Linked DNA regions of Homo sapiens: region 1 is linked to region 2. A link is an interaction called in ENCODE POLR2A ChIA-PET data of the cell type or tissue named here. Cell type or tissue: CD4-positive, alpha-beta T cell. All regions are shown on one strand. Region 1 holds the start of LOC107984118 (a long non-coding RNA gene). Region 2 has its middle 12 kb from the start of C5orf47.

Region 1 (5,000 bases), 260 kb after region 2:
AAATCTAAAAGCCACCTTTGCTTGTCTGTCAGCTGGGGAATAATTGAATAAATTGTGGGTCACCCACACAACAGAATATTTTGCACCTGTTAAAAAAAGTTTTCTACATATGCAGTTATCTGGATTAATGTCCAGCACATAATTGTTAAATGAGAAAAACAAGATACAGAATACTGTAGGATCCCACTTTTTTGGTAAAAATCAACTAAGAAGCCCTATTTTTTGTATGTGTCTGAATATGAGGACAACTAATATTAGTTGCTGGAAAGAAAGGTAGAATGAGATGAATATGGAGAGATTACTTTTCATATATGTGTGTGTATAAATGCATAGACCTATGTGATTATCATATGTTTTATGCATTGTTATGAGTGCAAGCTACTTCACTAATTTCTGCAGAGGAATTTAATAAGGAGTTGTTATTTTTTTTTCTTTGAAAGAGAGTCTTGCTGTCACCCAGGCTAGAGTGCAGTGGTGCAATCTAGGCTCACTGCAACCTCCGCCTCCCGGGTTCAAGAGATTCTCATGCCTCAGCCTCCTGAGTAGCTGGGATTACAGGCACACACCACCACATCCGGCTTATTTTCTGTATTTTTCATAGAGACAGAGTTTCACCATATTGGCCAGGCTGGTCTCGAACTCCTGATCTCAGGTGATCCACCAGCCTCAGCCTCCCAAAGTGCTAGGATCACAGGTGTGAGCAACCGCGCCTGGCCAAGGACTGTTTTTAAATGAAAAGGAAAGAACTCATTCCTGAACCCATCTCTCACAGCGAGGTTTTAAAGCATGGTGTGGACTCCTTCACTCGTAAATAGGTTCAGCAATTCTATCTTGAGAATCTGCTATGTGGTGGGCACAGCTCTGAGCACAGTTAACCCAACAGGTGAAAAGATGCATCCCTACCCCAAAGCACTCACCTTCTGGTGGAAACACAGAGAACAGAGGAACACATCCATGTATAAGGCATTGGGAGGTCATGTTTACAAGAAAAACAGAGCAGGGTGAGGTACAGCCAGGAGTGGTGGCCTGTCTTCTGGACAGGGTGGTCAGAGAAGATCTTGGGCACAGACCTGAACAGACTGAGGGATGGAGGAGCCTGGGGAAGGAAAATCCAGGGAAGGGTGACCCTCCAGAGGGCCTCTGAGGGTGAATGTGCAGAGGCAGAACGTGCCTGAAACGCTGAGCAACCAGGAGGTCCGTGCAGGAGCTTGTGTTATTTTGGTGCAGGAGCTGGTGTTATTTCGGTGCAGGAGCTGGTGTTATTTCAGCATAGGAAGGACTTTGAATGTCATTCTAGGGGATTTGTCTTAGAAAAACAGGTTTCATCATTCCTGGACTTGTTCAAGACTGCGGTCAGCCCAGGCTATATCCTGGAGGGTCTGAGCAGAGGTTCAGCAGAGGTCCTGGTGGGCTCCAGGCAGGAACTGAAGGTGCTGAGCAAGACCTTGGTCATTCGTGCGAATGAAAGCCACAGTGGGGTACCCCAGAGGTTTGAGCAAACATGGTTTAAACCTCTGCAGAAATTAACGAAGTCACGTACACTCATAACAATGCATAAAACATATGATAATTACATAGACTTATGCACTTATCCACACACATATATGAAAAGTAATCTTTCCGTATTCGTCTCATTCCACCTTTCTTCCCAGTTGGATGTGGTAGAACAGACACTGCTGGTGGGAGAATCCTTGTGGAGCGAGCCCTTTGGCAACAGTTGGTGATTCCTAGTCAAGCTGAACATGCGCACACACTGGGATCTACCACTGCACTCCTAGGTGTGTCCCCTCCAGGAACTGTAGCATTCCAGTGCCAGGAGACCCACACAGCCTGCGCACAGCAAGATCATTCAAGATAGCAAAACCAGGAACAGCCCAAATGTCTACAGAGAGTAGAATGTGTGAGAAAACTGGGCTACCTTCCTCCGGGGCAGTACGATGCAAGCAGTGGCAATGAATAAGTGGCTGCTGCAGGCACGGGCTTGGGTGAATCCCAGATCCTCACGTGAATATAGGAAGCAAGTCACAGAGCACAGAGAGTATGATTCCATTTGCACAAAGTCCAAAACCAGACAAAATAGCTAGACTTTGTTTAGAAATCCATAAATAGGTCATAAAAGTATACAGAGAAACAAGGGAGTAATTGACACAAAATTTTTTAAAAAGTGTTGTAGACTGTAATTTTTTAAGTGAAAATGGTTGATATTTCATTGTATGACTCATTTAAACAGAAGCCAAAATGGATGAATGTCTTTTACTTTGTCGTTGTTAAGTAGGTGATGAAGGTGAAATTGTCAGTGGATGACATTAATCCTTCTCTCTCCACCGTTTTCCATAGGATTGTAGGTTTAAAGCAAAAGAGTGTTCCGTGGGATTTTCCATGGGATTGTAAGTTTAAAGCAAGAAAGTCAATACTGATGATGCCTTGAAATAAGTTATACAATTATACCCATTTCAGAGATGAGCAGAATGGGGCTCAAAGAGGTGACAGCACTTACTCAAGGTTACCCGGGATTCAGATCCACATTGGTAGGACTCCAAAGCCAGAAAGAACTTGACATATTTGAGGAACTGAAAAGAGGGCAGGGGTGGCGGGAGCACAGTGTGTGAGGGATAGCAGAAGGATTTGTAGGTCATGGAGGGAAGCTTGCAACGTTATTAATGGTGCCCTAGGGAGTCACCAAAGGGTTTTTAAGCAGAGGAGAGACAGGGCCAGATCTGCATTGTATAAAAACTTCTCTAGCTGCTGTGTCACAAAGATACTGGAAAGGGGCAAGGTGAAGGAGGAGACCAGCAGAGCAGCCACGGCCGGGACAGTGCAGAGGAGGGAAGATGACACAGCTGTGAGACATTTTGGGGTGAGTCACAGAATTTGGCAATGGACTGAATTTGAGACTTGAGGTAAAAGAAGAGGTCAAGAATGACGCCAGATTTTTGACTTCAACAGCTGAGTAGAAAGAGGCGACATTTGAAATAACTGAAGGAACGGCAGTCTGTGGGGACACAGGCCTGGGTGCTCAGAGTGGCACACTTTAATGCAAATGGCCTTCTGCTTTCTGCTCCAGTCCCCGCACTTAAGGAAGGAACAGCCACTGAGCTGTATGAACAGCCACCCCTGCCCTCCAACAGAGGCCCTGTTCTTGACATGCTCGTGCACCTCACTTTTCTCCTGGGGTGAGTTCTTTCCTCTGCTCTTCTGCTGACTGACACCTAGTCGGCCAGTCCAGGCCTGTCTGAAGCCTTGGGTGAGACCCCTGGTGCATCTCATGTTGTTGATTCCTCTGGCCTTTTGCTAAGTCCTCTACTCCTCTGCCTTTTATAAGGTCGAAGGGAACTCTAAAAAATCTATACTGGCCCATCAGCTGCAAAAATTAACTGTTTGGATCTCTTAGAATTTGGGTGGTACATGAAGAGCAATAGAAAACACTCCCCTTTCCTGGAGCATTACCTGAATTATTTAATAAGTTGCTTTCACTGGAGTCAATATAGTACCTAAGTCAAAGGCCTTTGAAGTCAGACAGGTGTGAGTTGGAATCCAGCCTCTGCAACATCAATAGCTGTGCGATCCTGGGCAAGGGACTTAGAGTGAGTAACACAGGGTCTGGCAGATAGGAGGACCTCAATCAACAGAAGGTGGTAGTGATCTGGGAAAATTGTAAAAGAAGAGACTTTTGGCTGGAAGAGCCAAGATCTTGCCGCCATTATATAGGTGGAGGAACGGAGGCCTGGAAACATTACAGGGTTTGCTCAAGGACCCACATTAGAGGTGGAACTCTACCAGGAGTTAACGCCACAAATGACTCCCAGCCCTGTTCTCTCTCCAGACCCCCTGGGGAAAAGCCGCAGACATGAGTGAAGGCAGCAGGACCTGTGTGACGTGGGTTTTCAGTTGATTGCAAGGTTGCTGGGGAGCAGAGGGACCCACTGCAGTCCCACAGGCTGGATGGTTTTGTTTTATTACACAGGGTAAAATCTGAACTAGCTGCTACTATTTACATATCAGGAGGTTTCCTGAAAAAATCAAAATTTCTGAATTTTTTTGAAAAATCAGAAAACATGGCCACCCAGCCCTGTATTCCTACAGGGTGGCAGTAGTGGGAGCTGACCTGCTGCTGTGCCCTTGTGGATCTGTGCTCTCCAGTTTGCCACAGTCCCTATCCCTCTCTATTGTCTCCTGGACACTATAGCCTGGTGTCACCTGCAGCTGGCTATCATGCTTGAGCTATTGTGTTTTGAATATGTGGTCCACTTTCCTCATTTGTGTGACCTGCTCTGTCCACAAAGACATGCACTTGCGATTCTGGCCTTAGAGTGTCTCCTTAAAAAAATGTTTTAGAACATAAAGATATATACATTCTCCAATCCATTGCTGCCCTATTAGCTATTGTTGTGGAACCCTGAGTCATTTCTCTCAAAATTCTCCTGGCAAATATGTTCCCTCTGAAATCTTCCTCCCCACATCCATTTGGAAATAGAAACTCCTGCCCACGGCTGTAGTGGTCCCTTTCTCTGCATCCTCCACTATTCCTCTTCTTTTGGATCTTGCCAAGGGTTATGGTCTGCAGTTTTCCATGCCTTTTCCTTTCCCCACCCTACCCCCCTCGCCTGCTCGCAGGGCCACTCCTTCTCTCCACATCGTGGAAACCTGGCCCTATGCTCTGCCTCGCTGCAGCTCTGCATGGCTGGCCCTCCTTTCTGCATCCGGTGGGCAAGAGGAACCAAAAACAGACATTTACAGGGAGCGGGGGATGGGGACAGGTCAGGTTTCTTGAGTTTCTTGGAGCAGGAATGTCAGTCACCAACCCTGTACCCTTACGATTCGCTCTGGACAGTGGCATACTAAATCTGTACTTGCCTCCCTTTCACTTTCAGAGATGAATAAACAAGCATGTCCTGCCTAAGATGTTTGGGGCCTCTCCTCTTTGACTTTCTATTCTACTGCCTCTGTTTAGACCTGTGCCAACTTGCAAACTTGCCATGGCCTCCCATCCAGCCTCCCTG
Region 2 (5,000 bases):
AAAATTATATCAAGTGCTTTCTCAGACCACAGTGAAATAAAATTAGAAACTCCGAAAGGAACCCTCAAAACCATGCAAATACATGGAAATTAAATAATCTGCTCCTGAATGATCATTGAGTCAACAATCAAATGAAGATAGAAATTAAACCTTTTTTGCACTGAATGATAATAGTAACACAACCTATGAAATCGTCTGGGATTACAGCAAAAGTGGTGCTAAGAGGAAAGTTCATAGCATTAAACACCTACATCAAAAAGTCTGAAAGAGCACAAATAGGCAATCTAAGGTCACCTTAAGGAACTATAGAAACAAGAACAAACTAAACCCAAACACAGTGGAAGAAAAGAAATAACAAAAATCAGAGCACAACTACATGAAATTGAAACAAAAAAAATACAAAAGATAAATGAAACAAAAAGCTGGTTCTTTGAAAAGATAAACAAAATTGATAGACCGTTAATGACATTAACCAAGAAGAGAGAAGATCCAAATAAGTTCAATTAGAAAAGAAATGGAAGATATTACAGCCTATACCACAGAAATACAAAAGATCATTCAAGGCTGCTATGAACACCTTTATGTGCACAAACCAGAAAACCTAGAGGAGATGGATAAATTCCTGCAATATACAACCCTACTAGATTAAACCAGGAGGAAATAAAAACTCTGAACAGGCCAGGAGCACTGGCTCACGCCTGTAATCCCTGCACTTTGAGAGGCCAAGGCAGGCAGATCACCTGAGGTCAGGAGTTCAAGACCAGCCTGGTCAACATGGCGAAACCCTGTCTCTACTAAAAATATAAAAATTAGCCAGGCATGGTGGCAGATCCATGTAATCCTAGCTACTTGGGAAGCGGAGGCAGGAGAATCACTTGAACCTGGGAGGTGGAGGTTGCAGTGAGCCAAGATGGCACCACTGCACTCCAGCCCTGGGGACAGAGCGAGACTTTCTAAAATAAAAAAATTAATAAAAATTGAACAGACCCCCAATAACAAGCAGAAAAATTGAAATGGTAACTTTAAAATGGCCAACAACAACAAAAAGTCCAGGAGCAGATAGTTTCACAGCTGAATTCTATCAGACATTCAAAGAATTGGTACCAATACTATTGACACTATTCCAAAACATAGAGAAAGAGGGAATGCTCCCTAAATCATTCTATGAGGCCAGTATTACCCTAACACCAAAACCAGGAAAGGACATAATAAAAAAAGAAAACTACAGACCAATATTCCTGATAAACATAGATGCAAAATTCCTCAACAAAATACTAGCTAACCGAATCCAACAACATATCAACAAGATAATCCATCATGATCAAGTGGGTTTCATACCAGGGATGCAGGGATAGTTTAACATACACAAGTCAATAAATGTGATGCACCACATAAACAGAATTAAAAATAAAAATCACACGATCATCTCAATAGACACAGAAAAAGCATTTGACAAAATCCAGCGTCACTTTATGATTAAAACCCTCAGCAAAATCGACATAGAAGGGACATACCTTAACGTAATAAAAGCCATCGATGACAAACTTACAGCCAACATTATACTGAATGGGGGAAAGTTAAAAGCATTTCCCCCTAAGACCTGGAACAAGACAAGGATGCCCACTTTCACCACTTGTATTCAACATAGTACTGGAAGTCCTAGCCAGAGCAATCAGACAAGAGAAATAAAGGGCATCCAAATTGGTAAAGGAGAAATCAAATTGTCACTCTTTGCCAATAATATGATCATATACCTAGAAAACCCTAAAGACTCATCCAACAAGCACCTAGATCTGATAAATGAATTCGGTAAAGTTTCAGGATACAAAGCCAATGTACACAAATTAATAGCACTGCTATACACCAACAGCGACCAAGCTGAGAATCAGAACAAGAACTCAACCCCTTTTACAATCGCTGCAAAAAATAATAATAATAATAAAATTCTTAGGCATACACCTAACACCTAACCAAGGAGGCGAAAGACCTCTACAAGGAAAACTACAAAATGCTGCTGAAAGAAATCACAGGTGGCACAAACAAATGGAAACACATCACATGCTCATGGATGAGTAGAATCAATATTGTGAAAATGACCATACTGCCAAAAACATTGTGAAAATGACCATACTGCCAAATTCAATGCAATTCCCATCAAATTACCATCATCATTCTTCACAGAACTAGAAAAAGCAACCCTACAATTCATATGGGACCAAAAAAAAAAAAAAAAGTTCACATAGCCAAAACAAGACTAAGCAAAAAAAAAAAAAAAATCTGGAGGCATCACATTTTCCAACTTCAAGCTATACTATAAGCATATAGTCACCAAAACAGCATGGTACTCTGGTATAAAAATAGGCACATAGACCAACAGAACAGAATAGAGAACTCAGAAATAAAGTCAAATACAGCCAGCTGATCTTTGACAAAGCAAACAAAAACATAAAGTGGGGAAAGGACATCCTATTCAACAAATGGTGCTGGGATAATTGGCAAGCCACAGGTGGAAGAATGAAATTGGATCCTCATCTCTCACCTTATACAAAAATCAACTCAAGATGGATCAAGGACTTAAATCTAAGACCTGGAACCATAAATATTTTAGAAGATAACATTGGAAAAACCCTTCTAGACTTTGGCTTAAGCAAAGACTTCATGACGAAGAACCCTAAAACAAATGCAACAAAGGTAAATAGATGGTACTTAATTAAACTAAAAAGAAAGAAATAATCAGCAGAGTAAGCAGACAACCCACAGAGTGGGAGAAAATCTTTACAATCTATACTTCCAACAAAGGACTAATATCTGGAATCTACAAGAAACTCAAATCAGCAAGAAAAACAAAACAAATAATCCCATCAAAAAGTGGGCTAAAGACATGAAGAAAAAATTCTCAAAAGAAGATATACAAATGGCCAACAAACACAAAAAAATGCTCAACATCACTAATGATCAGGGAACTGCAAATCAGAACCACAATGCGCCAACACCTTACTCCTGCGAGAATAGCCATAATTAAAAAATAGGTAATGTTGCTGTGGATGTGGTGGAAAGGGAAGCCTTTCACATTGCTGTTGGGGATATAAACTAGTACAACCACTATGGAAAACAGCGTGGAGATTTCTTTTTAATTTTATTATTATTATACTTTAAGTTTTTTAAGTTTTAGGGTACATGTGCACAACGTGCAGGTTTGTTACATATGTATATATGTGCCATGTTGGGAGATTTCTTAAAGAACCAAAAGTAGATCTACCATTTGATCCAGCAATCCCACTACTGTGTATTTTCCCAAAGGAAAAGAAGTCATTTTATTTAAAAAAAAAAAAAAAAGACACTTGCACATGCATGTTTATAGCCATACAATTTGCAATTGCAAAAATATGGAACCAGTCCAAATGTCCATTCAGCAACGAGTGGATAAAGAAAATGTATATATATATATATATATATATATATATATATATATGCACACACACACACCATGGAATACTACTCAGCCATAAAAAGGAATAAAATAATGCATTCACAGCAACCTAGATGGAGTTGGAGACCATTATTCTAAGTGAAGTAACTCAGGAATGGAAAACCAAACATTGTATGTTCTCACTTATAAATTGGAGCTAAGCTATGAGGATGGAGGATGAGAATGATACAGTGCACTTTGGGAACTCAGGGGAAAGGGTGGGAGTGAGGGTGAGGGGTAAAATACTACACATTGGGTAGTCTACTACACTGCTCAGGTGTAGCAGCAACAGTGCACACTGCTTGGGTGATGGATGCACCAAAATCTCAGAAATCACCTCGAAAGCACTTATCCATGTAACCAAACACCACCTGTTCCACAAAAAACTATTGAAAATTTAAAACTACCATTATGGTAACCGAAGCCATTTGTTTCTCTTATTTTTTAGTCATTGGATTTTGAATTCTGGCATGCTGGAAAAATTTTTAAAATCAAATACCAGATGGTGTGTAATAAAAATTGTAGAGATTATTTGAAACTCCAGATAATGTTATCATTCTCCAGAGAGAATTTACTTTTGTTTCTGGTGGGCAGCTGAGGTAGAGGAAGTTCATCTTAATTCCTTATCTGGGATCAAGCTGATTTATAGCTGGGTTCAGTCTTTACAAAGGCTAGTGTATATCTTGTTTGGTCTTACTCTCTAGACTCTCGCTCTTAAATGCCCCAGTTGAAAGTCCAGGGTGTTTATCAGGGCCCTTTCTGGACCTGGTCTTATTTTTGTCCCTTACACCCCATGAGGCCACCTACAGCTCAGCGTCTTAGCCTCTAGGCTGTCACTCACGATCAGCCAATGTCTGGAGGAGAAGTCATGCTGGATATTGCATCACCGTGGTGCTTGTCTTCTGCCCAGACCTGTGCACAACCGGCCTCAAGGTCTTACCACCTCAGTAGCTCTCCAGTCCTTTTGAATATATATTTATATAAATATAAAATATATATTTTTAAATCTAGTGTTTATTTTGGTAGGAGAGACATCAAATCTGATACTAACTCCTTCCGCTTAGACAGAAGAACAGGGAAGGAGGAGATGTAGGCAACAGAGGAGACTGAAGCTACTGTGCCTTAAAACCCTGTTTTGGCCTGTCCATATGGAACAGTCACAGAGCTGTCTCACTGTCCCAGTCACCTGGGGCCTTCCCTGTTCTCCACGAGAGTCAGCATGCGGGGCTGCTAACAGGATGCCCAGCAGGATGACACGAGAGCCTGATAAGTGAGGGTGCACCCAGCTTACACCTTCTCACGGTGCAGATCTCAGCCTAAAGGCCCCTCTTGGGAGCTGCCATCCTGGACCCCTCTCTCCAAAGCAGCTCTGTCCTTGCGCCTTCCCTCACACATTGTCTCTACCATGCTCTGAAATTCTCTTATTTACTGTGTACTTGTTTATTGTCACCCTCCCCCACCTCAGCCTCATATCAGCACCTGCCCCCCTACCACCACCACCACCACCACCAGCCTCTTGGGACTCGAGTGT

Evidence for each region. Peaks named below come from ENCODE experiments on the same cell type or tissue, not always from the same donor. Only the 100,000 strongest peaks of a DNase experiment are listed, where the experiment ranks them.
Region 1: POLR2A ChIA-PET joins it to region 2 with 5 read pairs; 4 of 35 experiments call an interaction of 5 or more read pairs at or near these places.

What each region holds. Positions count from the first base shown.
Region 1 is chr5:173,712,683-173,717,682 of GRCh38, reverse strand. The region is part of intron 1 of LINC01484 (long intergenic non-protein coding RNA 1484); the gene reads left to right. LOC107984118 (a long non-coding RNA gene) reads left to right here and starts at 2,720. Exons shown (of 2, transcript XR_007059059.1): 1 at 2,720-2,857. In CD4-positive, alpha-beta T cell, no CTCF peak of the experiment used is centred here; a DNase peak (open chromatin) is centred at 2,862.
Region 2 is chr5:173,974,186-173,979,185 of GRCh38, reverse strand. No RefSeq gene overlaps it. Among named protein-coding and RNA genes, the nearest start is that of C5orf47, 12 kb to the left of the region's middle. In CD4-positive, alpha-beta T cell, no CTCF peak of the experiment used is centred here; no DNase peak of the experiment used is centred here.